Regions from separate parts of the Mus musculus genome. Here region 2 is linked to region 1. Evidence: chromatin loops called from intact Hi-C (ENCODE). Cell type or tissue: left cerebral cortex. All regions are shown on one strand. Links, peaks and the distances in the headings refer to the core of each region. The heading gives the core; the rest is flanking DNA.

What was found. Peaks named below come from ENCODE experiments on the same cell type or tissue, not always from the same donor. Only the 100,000 strongest peaks of a DNase experiment are listed, where the experiment ranks them.
Region 2: it touches region 1 in a loop (19-fold over the local background); 5 of 42 quality-filtered maps call a loop at or near these places.

The regions. Positions count from the first base shown.
Region 1 is chr11:20,809,033-20,819,864 of GRCm38, forward strand. All of the region lies in intron 1 of Gm32213 (a long non-coding RNA gene), which reads left to right. Among named protein-coding and RNA genes, the nearest start is that of Lgalsl, 17 kb to the right of the region's middle. In left cerebral cortex, for the core only: no CTCF peak of the experiment used is centred there; a DNase peak (open chromatin) is centred at 5,289.
Region 2 is chr11:21,853,264-21,864,095 of GRCm38, forward strand. It overlaps Wdpcp (WD repeat containing planar cell polarity effector), which reads left to right. Exons shown (of 18, transcript NM_145425.3): 15 at 4,184-4,346. Among named protein-coding and RNA genes, the nearest start is that of Gm32517, 140 kb to the right of the region's middle. In left cerebral cortex, for the core only: no CTCF peak of the experiment used is centred there; no DNase peak of the experiment used is centred there.

The DNA of each region.
Region 1 (10,832 bases), core at 1,248-9,247:
TAGACTGTGGTGAGTCACCATGTGGGTGCTTGGAGTTGAACCCAGGTCCTTTGGAAGAGCAGCCAGTGCTCCTATCCACTGAGACATCCCCCAAGTCCCAAGACTGACAGTTTGAAACTGAGCATCAGTTCCCTAACCAGGCCTTTCCACTGCTCTGGGATGAATAGCCTTGCCCTTCTCACGCCAGCTTACTCCACCACCCCCAGAATCACATTGTAGGGAAAACTGACTACTGGATAAAGCTCCAGTCTCATTAGTGAAGGGTCTCCAGCCTCAGGAACATGTGCACAGGTTAGAAATTTCAATGTACATAGTGAGCCATCGCCCTCTGCCAGCACAGGGTGGATACAAAGTAGCAAGGGGCCAGGTGTGGTGGCACACGCCTTTAATCCCAGCACTTGGGAAGCAGAGGCAGGTGAATTTCTGAGTTCAAGGCCAGCCTGGTCTACAGAGTGAGTTCTAGGACAGCCAGGACTACACAGAGAAACCCTATCTTGAAAACAAAACAAAACAAAACAACAACAAAAAGCAAAGTAGCAAAGGAATGCCTTTGCTGTTTGACATCTCTATGATACTAATGCCTGCTTATGACTGTAAGCATACTATCTAAATTGACATTGTACAGGAAAACTGGGCATGGAGGAGGGAGAAACACTTCCTAGCTGCAGACTGTGCTGTTCTTGGCTACACCTGCCTTGAGCCCTACAACCAGCTGGCACTCCTATGATGAATTACCATTCACTTAATTGCAGAAGTGAAAAGCTGCTCTTTGGGGAGCATAAGTAGCAAGGAAAGAACAGAAAGTGGACAGCCTGTCTGGGAGAGCAAATGTGGCATTCCTCAGAGCCACAGAACCCCCAGCAGGGGAGCGAAGCCCCAGAATCCTGTTCTTTCTTTTCATTCTGCTTAGCCCAGAGACACAAGTCAATATAGCAAACCACCACTCTGTGGGCAGCACAATTGTTTGGCAGATTTAGGGAGACTTAGAACCTCAGTACCCCTATGGCCTTTGCAGGTCCATAGTCACATTTGCTGACTTAACACAGAAGGCACCTGAGGGGCCTCCACCTCTCCTCAGTCATGGACAGTTCCTTATAAAGTGGAGGATCTAGGCCCCATGGAGGAACCATCATTTTAAGTCAGTGCCTATTGCAGAATGGACAATAGGGACACCTAGCAGGTTTGACTCTTGGCCTCTGTAGTGGAGACTTTTCTTGTTGCCATGGCATACCTGACAAAAGCAACTTAAGGAAGGTGGGGAATGCACAGGCTTGCAGTTTGAGGAGATGCAGTGGCAAGAGAGGTTCAGAGGAAGGAACCGAAGGCTGAGTCACACTGAGAGCCAGGAAGCAGAGAATGATGTCCGCTGATGCTGATGTGAGCTCCCCCGTGTGTGTGTGTGTGTGTGTGTGTGTGTGTGTGTGTGTATGTGTGTGTTTTCAATTGGGGACCTCAGCCCATAGAGCAGTGCTGCCTACATTTTGGTAGATTAACCCCAGTTAACCTGATCTAGACACTTCTCACAGACCCACCCAAATTTGTATCCACACTGATTTATAAATCTGATTTTTAAAATTTTAGTAGTAGTGGCACATGCCTTTAATCTCAGCAAGGGAACAAGCTGTACCTCTAGGAGGCAGAAGCAGGAGGATCTCTGTGAATTCGAGGCCAGCTTGGTCAACTGGGTGAATACCAGGACAGCCAGGACTATGTAGTGAGACCCTGTCTCAAACAAAAAAAAAAATCCCTGACAGTCAAGCATTACCATCCCAGTTCTAGTCTGAAGGATAATTATGCTAGTGGAAGGACTCAGAGATGACAAATGTATACACTTTCTGTCATTATACCTTCTACTAGAAGCGTCTCTACAGACCAGAGGCATATGAGTACCCAAATGCCCCCAGAAGGCATTTGATAAAGCTTCCAGTTCTCCCACAGTGTCTCAGGTGTTCTCCTCTGGAGGCATCTGAAGAAGATAGAATGGAGCCTCCTCTCTCAGCATCTCTTTTTCTTGCTATAGTTATTTCCCTTAGGATTCGTTACCTTTCTCAGCAAACCCTCGTAGCAGAGGAGTTAGATGAGTTAGATGTATCTTAATGTGGTCAAGGTGACAATGGAAAGCAAGCCCTTATCTTTAAACGAAATTCATTTTGTGGAGTGCCGTCACTGCCCTCTAAACTGGGATGTCTTGAGAAACACCGTGTGTCTGGAAGACCCAACTCCTCTCTCCCACATGCTTCCTTACCTTATTCTAACTTCTCACCCTGTCTCTCCTGCTTCTGGCTTTTCTCTGCAAGGAGCCCGGGGCCTTGGAAGCAGGAGCTCTGGAGTTACTTTTAACACCTAAGCGATTTTAAGTTGTCGGCTTTATCTCCCTGGATGTCAGCTTTGTCACCAGGAAAATGTTAGATATGCTGTAGAACAGTCTCGTTGGCCCTTGTCAGCCCTTACTTGAGACCTAGATCCATGTCCCAGTCCCTCAGGGGTAAGATGCTGCCCTTCTGGACATTTCCGGGTACTCTTCACACGTGGAGCACGCAAAACTCATCTCCAGGACAGGGCTGTTCTGGAAGGGAGCACTGTGCCCTGCATCAGCTGTGGGTATTGGTGTGGTGTGCTGGAACATGAGTCTCTGCTGTCTGCTGCCCACTGCAAATGACCCATCCAGGTAGACACATCCCCTGTACACACTGAGTGAATAGTTTTACATGTTTTAGGCCATGGAGTACCTTGAACTTAATGGAGTGTGAACAGGTTTTATTTTCATGAGCCGCAGACGAAATGTCATATGCCAAGTTTGTCACTGAAGCCGGGGGCAGGGGACAGAACTCCAAACCTCTCACCTAAAAGTGTCTGGTGCTTTGCTCACTACTTAACTATTTGTAGAAAAGCGGAAATCTGGTTCTTTTCTCCCCTGGAGCTCTAAATAGATTGTAATACGTTCTAGAATGGATTGAAAGAGAAGTGAGGTCGCTGGGTACAAATGAAAGCTGTTCAGGTGGACTGAGAAGGGATTGAAGAAATCCCGAGGCTGTCTCATAACTCTGCACTGCCAAAAGTCTACCTTAGACTCTACTTAGAAAGGATGTGTGGGGTACACATGGTGGAACCAAGCCGAGCTCAGCAAGGGAGCCTGCCCAGTGAGGAAAACCTGAAACAAATGAGAAGTCAAGCTGCCCAAACAAACAACATGGGGTAATTAGTAAGGCTCTCCAGGGCCCAGGATCACAGCTCAACAAGCTCATTAGGGCCTAAATGACTGTTCCCATCTCCTTGTGGCTGCAGGATGCACTCTGCTGGCTTGCTGGAATGAGGATGCTCTTCTCCCAGCTACTAATTAAGCCTTTCTAACCAACACTGGGAGGTGGGTCAGACCCATGAACTGCTCCCAAGGAATAGGCTAAAACAGTAACCTGATACCCAGCTCACCACTGAACTCCACCACAGAGCTGTCTGTCACCTATGTCGGTACTGTTTCCCACATGTGAGACTCTCTCTCTCTCTCTCTCTCTCTCTCACACACACACACACACACACACACACACCGCCCCATGGTTTATGGAGATTGTCACCTTGATGTGGTCTGACAGTGACCTCTTACTGAACTCTGTGCTAGGTGCTCGGATGAGTATCTTATGGACCATCTCTTGCTTCATCCTTACAGTCACTGTGGAAAGAGTTTTGCAACCCCACATTGCAGATGAGAAACCTGAGGCCTAGACTGCTCAACACTAATCAACATGGCTACACAGCTGATAAGTGGCAAGATCCAAATCACAATCCTTTTGTCACCCGGCTTTGCTTTTGCACTCGGACAATGACTCTACTCAAAAGACAAGGTCTCACTTTATAGCTCTGGCTGAATTGGAAATCACTATGTAGACCAGGTTGGCCTCGGGTTATCAGGAACTTGCTTGTGTCTGCCTCCTGCTTGTTGTTAGGATTAAAGGCAAAGGTGCAGGCCTGTTTCTGGATGATTTTATGCCTGCAGAGAGATGCTGTGTAAGAACCTGCTGCCTTGCTGTAACCCACAGAAGAGAGTCCACTGTGGAAGTGCCTTCACTGACACAGAGGCCCAGTGGATGAGGCTTCTTCAACATGTACCTATTAGCTCCTGTGCCCACTGGGCTCCTGGTCTCTCTTACTCTTCTTGTTATGTTTGTTCACCTTCTGCCTGCTCTAGGATATGAAGTCTGTGGCAAGGACAATGGGAGACTTTCTCAGTAAGCCTGACGAATCCAAAGGCTGAGGAGTTTAAGGCCCCTCTCACCCTGTACCCAGCACCCAGCACTCAATCAGGTATCTGGTTACTCTGCTATTTGTTCTTTTGATCTATGGTAAATGTTGCAAATGGCAGCTGGTAGGCCAGATCCAGGCCCACGATGACCTACATAGTTAATATTATTTTTACTTACTTGGCATTTTTTAAAAAAATAAATAAAGGCCTCACATTCTTCTGTTGCAACAAGGGCTAGGTCTTGGGATAGCTGCTGGCGTGTCCATTTTACCTAATCATGTGCTTGCTCCATGCGTACATTAGATTTAGTGACCTCTGACTAGGTTTAGCAATAGACTTTACTCTAGGCTTTTACATTCAATTCCATTAGAAGGACAAACATTTAACCTGAAGTTAGAGAAATGCTCACTGTACACACCTTTTCAAGAGTACTTATATATTTTGCTGACCTGAAAAAGTAGATTATTTTCCAAAATACAGTTATGCTTATTTAAAGTTCCCAGGAGGAATCCATTTTCCACCCTCTGCTGATAATTTTGAGATTTTGATGTAGTTTTTGATAAAACAGTAATTTGCAGTATGAGGTCTGTTGGGACTTTCTGTGTTCTTTATGTTGTCTTTTTTTCAGTTCACTCTGAGGGTTTGGAGATGTGCACCCCAGAGGGGCTGCGTTCTAGAGAGGATGCAGGTTTCCAGAGCAACGGCAGCCTAGGGTTGAGTACAGAATCTTAACAGTCATAAGGATCCTTCCTTGGGCAATTCCAAGCATATGCAAAGAAAGTGTCAAAGTTCAGCCACACCTTTGGCAGAGCTAGGAGACAGTTCCTAGTCCTGTCTCCTGGTGTCACTCCCTCTCAGCTGGATAGGGATGACCTGAGTAAGTCATGGAATAACGTAGCAGTGTGGCTTCTAAAGTCCATCTTCTCTTTTCCTTCAATGCTAACTCCTGGGTCAATCTCTATGTTCACTTAAGCCGTCCTGTAGAGAAGATTGTGCAGCCAACAGCCCTGTGTGTGGGTGTGGATGCTGTAGCTGTTGCCTGCCTAACTTTAGATTGCTGCAGCCCTAGGTGACAGCTATACTGAAACCACTAGCTGAACTGCTCTGAAATTTCTACATACCAGATACTGTATGAGCCAGCTAATGCTTATTGTTGTCTTAAGAAACTAAATTTTGGCCAGGCAGTGGTGGCACATGTCTTTAAACTTCAGCACGTGGGAGGCAGACGCAGGAGAGTCTTTAAGTTTGAGGCTGGCCTGATCTACAGAGTGAGTTCTAGGACAGGCAGGGCTACACAGAGAAACCCTGTCTTAAAAAACCAAAAGGGAAAAAAGACTTTTTTAAATAGAAGGTAAATTGGCTCCTGTATATTCACAAACAAGCATTTATTCATTATTAAGCATCTAGCCCATTCTACATGCTCAGGATGCAGTGGAAACAAAGCTAGTATGTGGTACAGACCCTCAAGGATGTGATAAACAAAACATTCAGCAAGCCAAGAGATTGGGAATGTCTTCTGAATGGAGTTGCTGCTAAGCAAAGGGCAACATTAACCTGGGTATGAGAGGAGCAAGCGCTAGGAATGGCTAGAATTTCCCCCTGGCATCTGTCCTGACTTTATTGCCTTTGATGCCTTAAGATTTTTAAGAAAGGAAGCAGAAATTTCTCAAAGGTAAGGCAGGGACATCTTCTTTTTCTTAGGACAAACTCCCCTCCTGTATGAAAGGGAGTGGTTGTACAGGCCACAGAGCTCTGCCTCAAGGGCACTGGGGGAAAGTTTGGAGCTGCCTGGGACTGGACACACTAAGAGAGACAAAAAATTAAGGGTGTTTGGGGAGGACAAACCATGACTAGCATTGTTATTTTGTTTGCTTTTGCTGCATACAAAACCTTCTGAGGTAGGTTGGCCTTTTGGATACACAAATATTATATTTTTCTTTAAGATTGGTTTTAGGAGAATGCATAGAAGATTAGTAACTTACCTGTTAGAAAGACCAGGAGCTTTCAACCCAAGAACAGCTACAAATAAAGCCCAAAACAAAACCATAAATTTACTTAAAACATAACTAGATATTTTGTGTGTGTGTGTGTATGTGTATGTGTATATAACTCAATTGTGTGGTTCTTGAATGTGTTGTATATAGATGATAATGTTGTAGCACAATGTCAACTGACCTCTAACTAACTAACTAACTAACTAACTAACTAACTAACTAACTAACTGTGTGTGTATGTGTGTTTCTCTGTGTGACAACCTGTGTGTATGTATGTGAAGGACAGAGACAGATGTTAAGTGTCTTCCTTCATCACTATCTACCTTACTTCCTTGAGACATGGTCTCTCACTGAACCAGAGACTTGGCGTTTTGGCTAGGCTGTCTGACCAGAGCCTCCTGGGATCCATCTGTCCCTGTTCCCCAGCTCTGGAATTATGGGCAGGCACAATCACACTTAACTTTGTACATGGGTATGAAGGGTTGGAACTCAGGTCTTCATGCTCCCACCCCTGAGCCATCTCCAAATCCTGCATCTGGAGCTCTGGACAAACACACTAATGTAAGGGTGATAGTCACATGCATCTGCTCTGTGTGATTCCCCACAGAAAACCGTGCTCCTACGCTTGGTGGTGACATTGTGTTGCTGCTGACAGACTGGGGAGGTCGTGTGACACCTTGCCTGACACGTGGGAAAGGTTGGGAGTGTGGCTGGACACACCACTGCACACTGACTGCAGACCATCCTGCTGATGTCTCCCTGCAGTGGTCCAGGGAGGTGGATTCACAGAATGGTTGGTTTGGGAAGAAGCACGAGAAGGATACAGAGACTCTTCAGTCCCAGAAGAGCAGCATCAAGCTTTGCAAACAATGGTCTTGCTTGTCTTTCTTCTCTGACTTCCTTCCAGGAACACAGAGATGCCAGTATGAACAGATCTCCACTAGCCCTTAGGAAATATACAGAGTTCCTGAATTGAAGGAGGGCTTAGGCTCTGTATCAGAACTCTTGTGTTGCTATGACCAGAATGCTGGAGAACTACTGTCTGGGTTACTTGTCTCACTGCCATGACAATGTAACTGATAAAAAGCAACTTAAGGAGAGAGGGGCTTATTTTGACTCTGGGTCCAAGGGAAAACAGTCCATTGTGGTGGGGAAAATATGTCAGCAGGAGCAGAAGGTGGCTGGCCACAATGCATTCACAGTTTCAAAGCAGAGAGTGATAAATGTTAATGTTTATCTAGATTTTCTTTTTTATATAGTTCAAAACCTCAGTCCATGGAACAATGCCACCCACAGATTTTCCCCACCTCAATTGACTTGATCAAAGTCACATCTCACAGACATGTCCAGATCCTGCCTTGTGAGAATCAACATTAACTATCACAACCTAAAGGAGATGAATCATTAATTCTTTTCATGGTTGCAGATATGGCATTCCTTCCATAAGGGTAGAGAGAGCAGGACATGTCTCATCATGGCAGCCAGGAGGCAGAGAAGGGCAGTAGGAGAAGGGCCATGTAAGATGAAGCCTCACAGAAACATGTGTCCTTCCCCCAGCCTTGAGTAGGCTAAACAGACCTTGAGTGCTTGCCACAATGGTTTTAAGACCTAGCTAGAGTTATCTGGCCTAGCCACATTTGCAGTTTCCTACAGGAGCTTTGAGGAGTAGACTGCCCACTGAGCTTGCTTTGCAACACAATCCAGCTGAAATAAAGGATGGGTCAGTGGGCTCTCCCTATATAAACACAGTGCTGAATATTAAACTTTGAGACTTGATCAGAACCTTTGTCTTGGTTTCATCCTTCTCTCGCCCCTCATCCTTTCAGGTAGACACAGTTCTCCATGGCCGCTGGACTGCTACAGAAACACTTTAAGTGACCTAATTCCTCTGAGGGTCCCACTTCTCACTTTTCCAAAGCATTGATGAGATCATGGCAGAGAACTGTCTCTAACAAGCAGAGCAGCAGTGCATTTCTTCCACATGTCTTACTTTTTTTTAAAAATATTTTTTATTACATATTTTCCTCAATTACATTTCCAATGCTATCCCCAAAGTCCCCCATACCCTCCCCCCCCCCCACTTCCCTACCCACCCATTCCCATTTTTTTGGCCCTGGTGTTCCCCTGTACTGCCAATGGAGGAGCTAGAGAAAGTACCCAAGGAGCTAAAGGGATCACATGTCTTACTTTTAATTGCTTATTGTTTGAGGGTTTTTTTTCTGCATGTCTGTCTGTCTGTCTACACATCATGTGTGTGCTTGGTGCCTACAGATGTCAAAAAAGAACATCAGATCCCCTGGAACTAGAGTTACAGGCTGATGTGAGCCACCATGTGGATGCCAGAACTCAAATTCTTTGCAAGATCAGCAAGTAGTCTTAACCACTGAGTCATCTCTCCAGCTCCATACTCTAGATTTCTAATTTAATCAACTCAACAGTCAATACTTAGCATTATAGGTTCAACATACAAACTTCTGCTCTGGTATCTTCAGAGGGTCTAGTAGTCCAAACAAGATCTTGGCAAGCCTAATGCTCTGACAATTCAATTCCTCATTCATTCAAACACACTAGTCACGTTCTAAGTGCTTAATAGTCACATAAGTTTGTGGTCACTATATTAGGCAGGGTGGGTTATGGAATATTTCCCCACTCACCACAGCTGTATTAGATGAAACTGTGTCTAAAATCCAGGATATAGAATAGGTTTCCTATATAATAAGAAAATTACCTTCTTGAAATAAATGACGTAGGTTTGTACCATTCATAAACTAGATTCTAAAATCAGCATACAGAGATAAATACAAGTCAGCTAGCAAATACAGATATATAAAGGAAGACTGGCTTAATCTTTTTGAAAGGGGTGTTTCAGTCAAGAATCCCTTCACTCCCAATCTCTTCCCCTCAGCTGGGGCATTAAACAATGGCCTTGTAAACACTAGGCAAGTTCTACATAGCTGAGCTATGTGCCCAGCAGAAGTTGGCTCTCACAATGTCTAGTGTTATACTTTTAGGTTGGTGTGTGAGCATGTGAGTGTGTGTGTGTGTGTGTATGTGTGTACACTTCTAGCTTTGGAGTAATTTGTTTCACTGGTCAAACATGAGGTGAAGGACTTGGTTTGCAGTTAGGGGCAAAGTGTAAGACACACAAATGGTGTCTTTCAATTTTCATATAGCACTGCAGGAAGCCAGATGGATGCTCTATAAGAGGGCCAATAAACAACTCCCCAGTGCAGTTTGAATCCCATCCCTTTTGTTAGGCTCTTGTCTCTTGTGCGGGAGTAACAGGTGAGTTGCTCACAGGACTTCAGAAGTTCCTCATCTATACAACATGTTTTGTTTTTCACTTTTGTTTTGATGCTAAATAGATGGAGAAAAGTCTGAGCTTGTTAGAATCACAGTGTGATTTCTCATAGACAGTCCTTGCTCAAGGCTTAGTTAAGGAGGGGTTACCTTTCTGCCAAACTTAAATATTTTATAATTAAGCAGAACAAAGGAAGTCCAAACAGGGGGAAAAGAAATCTGGGCATGGTGTTGCAAATCTGTAATCCTGGTACTGGAGAGCCCAAGGCAGGGAAGGATCAAAACTTGTGGTCAGCCTGGGCTACCAAATAAAACTCTATCCCTCCCCAAACAGGAAGCAAAAGACAAAACAACACAGTTTCTCCCTGAAATCTTTCTTGAGGAAGCCAAATGTCAATACCCATTGACCCCAAAGATTGAGTGGGACCTTAGTATGAGTGGGTCACTGTAGAAGTGGCACTAGAGTTGTTCAGACTCCAGAGCCCCCTTGGAGAACCCAACCCAGCAGAAAGTTCTATCCTCTCCAACCTCCCTGCTCCCCAGAGCATGCATGGTTCTGCCCGTTCTGGTTCTAAGTATGTACAGTCGTAAATCTTTCCTTACTATTATACCACACATTTCCAGTCAAGTCACAAAATCCCCGAGGGCAGATGGTGCTTGCCTTTTATCTCTTGTTACAACCCAAACATGGGGCCTTCTCCCTTTCAGGCTTTCTTCATATCTAGCTTAATTTTCACATCAGAAGTGATGTCCTTAGATGTGAGAAGAATCATAGGCATACACTTAAATATTCACACACACTTTAAAAGCACAACCAATAGAAAGGCCAGAATTTTCTCTTTCAGTTGGGAGAGAGATTTTAAAATTGTGTACCTTACTTGGAAGGGTTCTAAGTGGACTCTCATGACATCATCTTGAAGAGCAACGACAGTTTGAGGTGTTGGAATCAAGCCTTGGAGGGAAGCACAGCAACTGCCTTCTAGACCCTTTCAGTGGACGTTTACCAGCTCAGCCCATGTGGGATCCCGTCTTCATGTGAGGACTTAAACAGTCAATGATACAGAAATGGCTAATTAGAATCCTACCAGGTCACACTACTGCATGATGATACTACAGTTTTGTTTCCAGTAGGACCTCACTGTTTTAAAAGTGCCTCTCTTCCTGGTTAAGTTCCCCACAGTTCAGTATTTTATCATTACCTTAAGGGCTATTTAATCCTGTGCTAAAGGTTATTTTAATTGTGTTAGGATAAATCCCTGTTTGCTGGTATTATAATAGTTGTAATAACTTACATTAAAAGT
Region 2 (10,832 bases), core at 1,102-9,101, 1.0 Mb after region 1:
CTTTCAGGTAGGTGGTTAAACAGTTTTCAACACTTACACATACACACACACACAAACATTTTAAAACAACTTGAAAGTTTTGAAATAGTACTAATCTAAATAAAATGTTTTTAAAAGATATCTTGGAGGCTTGGGGAGATATATGAGCAATTAACAGTGTGTCCTTGCTCTTGTGTAGGACTTAGGTGGGCTGGCATTTGGCTGTAACTCTAGTTCTAGGGAACCTGACATCGTCTTACCTTCTCTGCATATGGTGCACAAAAGCACATATACATACACATAAAATACCTTAAAGTGATTCAACTTTATGTACTATATATTAAAGTAGAGTGGTTTCTTACAATTGTCCAAAGTAATGAAATAGTATGGCAATTGAATAGCATTAAGAAAATGTAGGGTGCTGGGAGCTGATCCTGTGCCACAGTGCTCCATACCCAAATACCATCGGGAGACAGCTGGCCTCCCAGGAGTGCTGACACAACTGTGAGCACAGGTAAGACCACCACCACTTCTGTTCAAATTCCTGGTCCAAGAGGGACTCCCCCCGCAGAGCCATCAAGACACAGGAACCAATGAACAGCCAGGGACAGGATCCTTCCAGTTTCCATCTGCATCCTGGAGCCAACCCTGTGCCACAGCTTTCCATACCCAAATTCCTTCAAGGGAAAATGGGTCTCCCAGGAATATAGACACACAGGCTTGCAGAAGGCAAAAGCCACAGTCAGAGACAGCAAGACCAGCTAACACCAGAGATAATCAGATGGCAAGAGGCAAGGACAAGAACATAAGCAACAGAAACCAAGGCTACTTGGCATCATCAGAACCCAGTTCTTCCACCACAGTGAGCCCTGGTTGCTCCCAACACACCAGAAAAGCAAGACTCTGATTTTAAATCACATCTCATGATGATGATAGAGGACATTAAGAAGGACATAAGTAACTCCCTTAAAGAAATACAAGAGAACACAGGTAAACAGCTAGAAGTCCTTAAAGAAGAAACACAAAAATCCCTTAAAGAATTACAAACAGGTGAAGGAATTGACCAAAATCACCCAGGATCTAAAAATGGAAATAGAAAAACTAAAGAAATCACAAAGGGAGACAATTCTGGAGATAGAAAACCTAAGAAAAAGATCAGGGGTCATAGAAGCAAGCATCATCAACAGAATACAAAAGATAGAAGAGAGAATCTCAGGAGAAGAAGATACCATAGAAATCATTGACACAACAGTCAAAGAAAATGTGAAATGCAAAAAGATGCTGACCCAAAACATCCAGAAAATTTAGGGCACAATGAAAAGACTAAACCTAAGGATAATCGGTATAGAAGAAAGCAAAGAGTTCCAACTTAAAGGACCAGTAAATATCTTCAACAAAATTATAGAAGAAAACTTCCCTAACCTAAAGAAAGAGATGCACATAAAAACATAAAAGAAGCCTACAGAACTCCAAATAGATTGGACCAGAAAAGAAATTCCTCCCATTACATAATAGTCAAAACACCAAATGCACAGAACAAAGAAAGAGTATTAAAAGGAGTAAGGGGGAAAGAAGCATATAAAGGCAGACCTAGTAGAATTACACCAAACTTCTCACCAGACATTATGAAAGCCAAAAGATCCTGGACAGGTGATATACAGACCTTAAGATAACACAAATGCCAGCCCAAGCTACTATACCCAGCAAAACTCTCAATTACCATAGATGGAGAATCCAAGATATTCTATGACAAAGCCAAATTTACACAATATTTTTCCACAAATTCAGCCCTACAAAGGATAATGGATTGAAAATGCCAACACAAACAGGGAAACTACACCATAGAAAAAGCAATAAACTAATCTTTCAACAAACCGAAAAGAAGATAACCACACAAACAGAAAAATATCAAAAATAACAGGAAGCAACAATCACTATTCCTTAATATCTCTTAACATCAATGGACGCAATTCCCCAATAAAAAGACATAGGCTAATAGACTGGATGTACAAACAGGACTCAGCATTTTGCTGCTCATAGGAAATGCACCTCAGTGTCAAAGACAGACACTACCTCAGAGTAAAGGACTGGAAAAACAATTTTCCAAGCAAATGGTTCCAAGAAATAAGCTGGAGTAACCATTCTAATATCCAATAAAATCAACTTTCAACCAAAAGTTATCAAAAAGTATAAGGAAGGACACTTCTTACTCATCAAATGAAAAAAGAATCTATGAAGAAGGACTCTCAGTTCTGAACATCTAAGCTCCAAATGCAAGGGCACTCACATTCATAAAAGAAACTTGACTAAAGCTCAAAGCACACATTGTACCTCACACAGTAATAGTGGGAGACTTCAACACCCCACTCTCATCAATGGACAGATGATGGAAACAGAAACTAAACAGAGACATATTAAAACTAACAGAAATTATGGACCAAATGGATTTAACAGATAACTCTAGAATATTTCATCCTATATCAAAAGAATATACCTTCTTCTCAGCACCTCATGGTAGCTTCTCCAAAACTGACCATATAATCGGTCACAAAATGGCCCTCAACAGATATAAAAAGATTGAAATAATCCCATGCATCCTATCAGATTACCACAGACTAAGACTGGTCTTCAATAGCAACAAAAACAACAGAAAGCCCACATACACATGGAAGCTGAACAATGCCCTACTTGATGATAACTTGGTCAAGGAAGAAAGAAAGAAATTAATGACTTTTTAGAATTTTTAATGAAAATGAAGGTACAGCATACCTAAATTTATGGGACATGATGAAAGCAGTGCTAAGAGAAAACTCATAGCTCTGAGTGCCTCCAAAATGAAACTAGAGAGAGCATACACTAGCAGCTTAACAGCACATCTGAAAGCTCTAGAACACAAAGAAAAGGCAATACACCCAAGAGGAGTAGACAGTAGGAAATAATAAAAGTGAGGGCTGAAACTACCAAGTAGAAACAAAAAGAGCTATACAAAGAATCAACAAAACCAGGAGCTGGTTCTTTGAGAAACTCAAGATAGATAAACCCTTATCCAGACTAACCAGAAGGCACAGAGACAGTATCCAAATTAACAAGATCAGAAATGAAAAGGGAGATATAACAACAGAAACTGAAGAAATCCAAAAAAAATCATCAGATCCTACTACCAAAACTTTTTCAACCAAACTGGAAAATCTGGGTGAAATTGACAATTTTTTTCTAGACAAATATCAAGTACCAAAGTTAAATCGGGATCAGAAAAATCATCTAAACAGTCCCAAAACCCTTAAAGAAATAGAAACAGTCATTAAAATTCTCCCAACCAAAAAAAGCCCAGGACTAGATGAATTTAGTGCAGGATTCTATCAAACCTTCAAAGAAGACCTAACACCAATACTCTTCAAACTATTCCACAGAATAGAATCAGAAGGAACACTACCCAACTCATTCCAGGAAGCTACAGTTACACTGTGTATTCTCCCTTGGAGATGGAACAGTTTCTGTCTAATCAGGAACTTGTCACAATTTCCTTTCATAGAGAACTTCATAAGAGGTTTTTTTTCTACTTCTATCATGTTTAATGTTTCAAATAGATTTTAAAAACTGGTTAAGTGCATACTACTTTTGGCTACAGAAGATATCATGTATATTTAAGAGGCATTTAACTATTATAAATTATTTTTGTTGACTTAAAAAATGTCAATACTTAGTTGTATATTTTAAAATACGTTTTATTAGTTTAATAAATAAAATAAAACTAACTCCAGTTGGGAAGGTACTTTTCTATGTTAAAGCATCCGTCAGTCGGATCCTTAATCCTTAAGGCAAAGAAAACTTATTTCCTTTGTTTGTACTGTCTACTGGCATTTTCCACAACCAAAAACTGCAGAATTAAATTGTTATACTAAACTCTTTAGTATGCAAAAAAAGGTGATTAAAGTGTTGACAAATCAACGTGAATAGGTAAAGTACGAAAGAATTTTCAAATTTGATTTTGAGAACACTCATGTTGTTAACCCCGTAGGTAAACAGAACGACAGCACTTATCAGAGACAGGGTCTGTCGGGGTTCCCACCCCCTGCTACCAAGTGCTACTTAGCAGATGGCAAAGGAGAGGGCTGCACTAGGCACAAGAAAATTGTTAGCCATGAGCTAGTTAGCAGAAACTGTCTTTCCATTCTCTCATATCTCATCCATCTCATACACACAGAGCTCCTGGGGCCCTTGGACAGAAGAGACATGCTGAATGAAGGTTTTGCCAGCTCAGCTCTCATGCCTGAAGGAGAAAACAAGTTTCCAGGCCTTCTTCCTTCCATTGGTTCAACACACATGCAAACTCTTCAACAGAAAATACCAAATGGCCCTTCAAGCAGGTAAGATATAGTAAGTTAGGAGCTTACTGCATAAGGAAGTACTTCACATTCAACAGATGTGACCTTGCAGCTGATTTCTCTATGTTGAGTTTGTATCCTGCCACTTTGCTGAATGTGTTTTAGTAGATCCAAGAGTCAAATGATTCAACTGGATCGATTCTGAATTGCGTCACCTACAAGCGGAGATAACTGTCTCATTTTCTCACTTATATCCCTGTATGTATTTCTGTTATCTTATTGCTATTTCCAAGACTCCAATCTCAGAATTGAATAAGAGTAGAGAGAGTGAAAAACCTTGTCTCATTCTAACCTATGGAGGAAGTGGACTAGATATCTTTTCATTTAGCATGATTTTGTCTACGGATTTAATACATACAGCCTTTGTTCTGTTAGATGTGTTCCCTCTATACATAGTTTCTTCAGGACCTTCATGAAAGTATGTTAAATTGTCAACTGCCTATCCTGGACCTACTGAAATAATTATGTAATTTGTATTGGTATATTCTGAAATGATGCATTAAATTTTTTGATTAGCATATTTTGAGTCAACCTTACATTTTGGGGATAAAAACAACTTAGTCATGAAGTATATAATCTTATTAATATATTCATTGAATTTACTTTTCAAGGTGTGTGTGTGTGTGTGTGTGTGTGTGTGTGTGTGTGTGTGTGAACCAAGTGAGTATAATTAGTATTAATTACAAAAATAAGGGTAAGGAGTCATTTAGAGGATTGTAAGCAACTTCCAAAGTGGCTATAGCATAAAAAAAAGTCTCTCCCTTTCCAGAAATTATTTAATTGCTTGTAAGTCTGTCTTCCTCTGGTACCTGGATACATGTGGTACACATAAACTCATCCAGGCATGTGTGTGTACACACACACATACACACACACACATTAAAAATCTTTTATTTCCTTTTAAGTTGTTTGTTTTTTGTTTTGGTTTTTCAAGACAGGGTTTCTCTGTATAGCCCTGGCTGTCATGGAACTCACTCTGTAGACCAGGCTGGCCTCAAACTCAAAAATCCACCTGCCTCTGCCTCCCAAGTGCTAGGATTAAAGGTGTGCGCCACCACCGCCTGGTTTAAGATTTATTTTATGTATATGAGTATGAGTATGCTGTAGCTGTCTTCAGACACACCAGAAGAGGGCACTGGATCCCATTACAAATGGCTGTGAGCCACCATGTGGTTGCTAGGAATTGAACTCAGGACCTCTGGAAGAGCAGTGAGTGCTCCTAACCACTGAGCCATCTCTCCAGCCCATATTAAAAATCCTCTTAAAAGATTTTTATTTTTAATTCAGGAAGGGGCAAGACCTCATGAGTCTCTCTTCTTCCGTGACAGTGTTGGCTTGCCCAGTCCTATGCCAGCCTTGCACAGGTGACCACACTGCTGAGAGTTCAAGTGCAACAGCATCCAGAAGTCAGCATTCCACAGCTTTTCACCCTTCCCTCTCACACCTACATGTATTCACTCTTGCATGGTGTTCCCTGATCCGTAAGGAGGTGATGGAGATATTCCATCTACGACTGAGAATTCAGCAACTGCACTTTCGGCACTTGGACATCCATTATGAGTCTGTGCAATAACCACTGCCCACTACAAAAAGAAGCTTCTCTGACCACAGATTGCAGCAGGACGATTCTGATAACTTAAATTTCAGTATGTAGAAGGTAGTTGAACAGACACATCCTGTCAGTTATCAAAACAGCATTAGCATCTTCCTCACTAAGGTTTATAGAATTGCTGGCCATGAGTTATTGGCAAGGTTTATAGATCTACACTCAAATTCCCTCATGTGAGCATTCCTGAAGTCTGATAAAAAGCCATTGGTTGCCTGTCTGAAAGCCATGCCACCCTTGTGCCAGTGAGTCTTGTCTAGCAAGCCATTAGATTAGCACAGAGGGTTGTTGGTCCGTAACCCAGAAAAGATTTGACCAGAGCCATCTCATGCCAGCCCACATAGCTCTGCTGGCACTTTAAGGGCGGTCCTTCAGGAGGGACCCTCCCGCTCAGTGTCAGTTTCATTCCTCTGTGTTTTAAGCCCACAATAGTATGCTGTCTTTATCAAGAGTCTTCCAGTCTAGTTCTGCTGACAACCAGCAGGAATAACCATGTCCTTTGTTCTGGGGATCTCAGGAGCCTGCTGCTGAGGTTTTAGTTAATAACCTTATGTTTTCTGGGAGTGGGGTTATCTACTTGCACAGGGTACCTCTGTCCACACTTTTATCTTTAATTAGCCAATAAAATACTGGGTCATGTTTTCCAGTCTTACAGCTTCTTCACACATACTTAGCTCTGATCAGCCCTCCTCCCATCCATCCTCCATGTTGCTCCTCCATATCCCTGCTGAAGCATTCTGTGTTCAGTGTTTACCTTCTACTCACAAGAAAAGTCTCCAACTCCTCTGTTCTCTTAAAGCCTCTTCCCCTTCTTGTTGGACCCTTCCTAGTTTCCTGGTTTCTATACACACTTCCACATAAATCCACATATATAAAAATTAAATTATAGCATCTACATCTAAGAATGGGTTTGTTTTCTTTGAGCCAGAGTTACCGCACTTAATGTGTTTTGGCTGCATCAACTTTTCTGCATTTGAACAAAACTGCACTTAATTTATCTCTCATACTTTCATTGTTAGGCTGTTGGTTGATGGCCATTCAGCTTACTGCATTTTCTTGCTATTGAGAACAGAGCAACAAACATGAACATGGAAGTATGTCTTAGAAGGCACAAACTGCTTTGAATATCTGTCACATTTATAGAGGCCTCCTCAGTGGTTTCCAGTGTGCACACCACACACTCGCACATCAGAGAGCAATTCCTCTCCTCCTGCCAGTATTTGTTGTTGTTTTCATGATGGTAGCTATTCTATGCTGAGATGAAATATGAAAGATACAATTCACAGACATGAAGTTCAAGAAGAAGGAAGACCAAAGTGTGGGTGCTTCAGTTCTTCTTAGAAGAGGGAACAAAATACTCACAGGAGCAAATACAGACACAAAGTGTGGAACAGAGACTTAAGGAAAGGCCATCCAAAGACTGTCCCACCTGGGGATCCATTTCATATACAGTCACCAAACCCAGACAGTATTGCAGATGCCAAGAAGTGCTTGCTGACAGGAGCCTGATATGGCTGTCTCCTGAGAGGCACTGCCAGAGCCTGACATATACAGAAGGCACTGCCAGAGCCTGACATGTACAGAAGGCTACATATAGCCAAGCATTGAACTGATCACAGGGTCCCCAATAGAGGAGTTAGAGAAAGGACTGAAGGAGCTGAAGGGATCTGCAGCCCCATAGGAAGAACAACTGTATCAACCAACCAGAGCTCCCAGGATCTAAACCACCAACCAAGGAGTACACATGGAGGGACCCGTGGCTCCAGACGTATATATAGCAGAGAATGGCCTTGTTGGGAATCAATGGGAGAAGAGGCCCTTGGTCCTGTGAAGGCTCAATGCTCCAGTATAGGGGAATGCAAAGGTGGGGAGGTGGGAGTGGGTGAATGGGTGGAGGCACACCGAGAGGAGGGGGATATGATAGGGGGTATCTAGAGTGGAAATCAGGAAAGGGGATAACATTTGAAATGTAAATAAATAAAATATCCAATAAAAATTACTAAGCATAAAAAAGAAAAAACATAAAAAAAAATAAAAAAAGAAATATCAAAGTACTTTTAACTTGAATCTTCCTGCTACCTAAAGATGTTGAACACTTTAAAAATATTTATTGCTCATTAGATTTGTTCTTTATAGAACTTTCTGTGCAGTCCATTAACCCATTTGAAATTTTTCTATTTTTCATTAAATTTTTGACATATTTATGCAAGATGCATTCTAATCACTCTCATCTCCCACCTGCCAGTCCTCCTATCTCCAAAGAAAGTGTGTAATTGGGTTACAGCACAAGTTACATATGGCTCTTCATATACGCTATATAATTATTAACCCTTCCACTTCTCTACCCACACCTCTATTCCCCTTCCTTACTTTCTCCCTCAGTATTCCCCGTCTCTCCTTGTTTTACCCATTGCCCCTCCCTTATGGGAGCCTTCCCTCCTCCTTTGCCCCTTTCTCATTCCCTAGCCTCCACAGTACTCCATGTTAAACACACAAAGCTGAAGATTCAAGGCTAGGACTCACATGTGAAAAGGAGCATAAACTGTTTTTCTTTTGAGGTCTGGTCACCTTCCCAAGTTTTATCCATTTGTCATTGGATTCTGTGCATGAATCTAGTTTCATCTTCTGTATAGAGATATCCAGCTTTCTTAACACCATTTGTTTATATGTAATAACATGGCTGTAGCTATGTGAGCCTATATCTGTGTCTTCTGATCCATTCCATGTACCAGTACCATAACACCATGTATATGTATGGGTGGCTTACACATGTGTGTGGCTATGTGGATGTGCTTCTGGAGGCAAGTGGTCCATCACATGTCAGCCCTTGCAAGATACCCACATTGTTTTGTTGAGACATATGTATCTCTCATCACAAGTCTTATTAAGATAGGCTGGCCAACCAACAGTCTATCTGGATCAGCTTGTCTCCACCAATTGCAAACATGTGCCACCATACCTGGCTTTTCTACATGATTCTGGAGATTTAACTCAGGTCCTTATACTTACACAGAAAGAACTTCACCCATTAAGCTATCTCTCCCGCCCCATGTTGATATTGTAACATAACTTCAAATAAGATGTGATGTTATCTCCAGGATTGTACTTTGGTTTTTTTGGTTTGTTTGTAGTTTGAGTTTTTTGTTTGTTTGTTTGTTTGTTTTTCCTTTGTTTTCCCACTCAAGATTGCTTTGACTATCAAAGGTCTTTTGCACTTCCAAATGAATTTTAAGATTTTTTTTTATTTCTATGAAATTTTGAAGAAGGCTGAATGAAATTTGTTTGCATTTTTAAAAAGATAGCCATTTTTACAATATTTTAACAATATATAAGCACAAGAGATTTTTTTCATCTGCTAATGTATTCTTCAATTCCTCTCAAATGGTTTAACATTTTCATTACAGTGGTCTTTCACTATTTTGATTAAGTTTAGTGTGTGTGTGTGTGTGTGTGTGTGTGTGTGTGTGTGTGTGTGTGTGTGGTGAATTGTGAATTGGATTGTTTTCCTGATTTCCTCATCATCGTGTTTGTTATGGTGCATAAGAAGGCTACTTAATTCTCTTTGTTACATTTTTTTATCTTGTTTCTTTGTTGAAAGTGTTTATCATCCAGCCTCCTGAATTTTTTTAGTTCCTGTTGAGAAATTCGCTGTTAAATATGACTTGGTGTTTTTCTCTCCTTCCTTTGTTCTGTATATTTAAATACTTAATTAAGTGCTTTACTATACTGTGAGGTTCTCTGATCGCATCTGTTTGGCGTTCTATGTTTTCCCTTGTAAGTCTGGGAAGTCTCTGCTATGACTTTTGTGAGAGTAACTTTGACTTGCCTGATGGACTTGTCATCTCTGAGGCTTTACTATCTCAGTCTGCTAGCTGAGGCCTAGGCCTAGAAGCATCTAGCCTCCCTACAGTTATCTAGGCCTAGAGTGTTTTCAGCCTTTGAGATTTACTGCTGAATAGCTCACCCTTTCTTCTGTCTGTACCCTAGCTTGCTGATTCAACTCAGCTCTTCTGGCTCAAACTCCTTTCCAACCTGATTCAATCTGGCTTCTCTAGGCTTCTGACTGAATCACTCTGCTTGGCCTCAAACTAACTCTGGCAATCTGTTTTAATTTTTGGCTCTTTCTCATTCTCTGGCTCATTTTGTATTCTCCTGTGTCTAGCTTGTTCTCTCTTCAACCTATCTCTGTAAGATTCTCTCAGTGAAACTGCCTCTTTCCTCTCTCCCTGTCTGTCTATACTATTCTCTTCAGTGGTTCCCCTTTGCTCTCTTTTCTCGTGAGAGCTGGGCATATCCCATTCTGTTAAATATTTCTCTGATTCATCACTTTGTCTGCCATTCAATTAGACATCACTTTCAAACATAGTGCTTCCTTCTACAAACTGACTTACTTCCATGGTTTGAGTTAAAGATGTGTACTAAGAGTATGTCTGTATTCTAGCCAGAAGGATTAAAGGTGTATGCTAAGGACTAAACCACACCATAACTAGAAACTTTTTTTCCAGTAAATAACACAGTCTTGTGGTTCACAGGGTGATCAAATATCTTGCAACAATTGTTTTTTAAGTGGATAAGGCAGCAGAGCTGGCCTGGCAAATGGACATGAATATTAAATAAAGGCTGTATGAATTTAGACTACAAAGAGTGAATGTGGTAGGTGGAGAGCCAGTGGAGTCTGAAAGCAGTCCAGTCTGTCTGTTTGCCACTTTGCTGGATTCCTCTCAGTATCTGGGAGACCCATCTCTGGATCTCAGTGGTCCATTTGTCCGCAGGGCTGTCCTGTTCCTACTTCCAGGCCTTCCTTTGATAGACTGGGTTACACGTGTGACCCGGCAAGTAGGCAGAACTACAAAGATGACGTC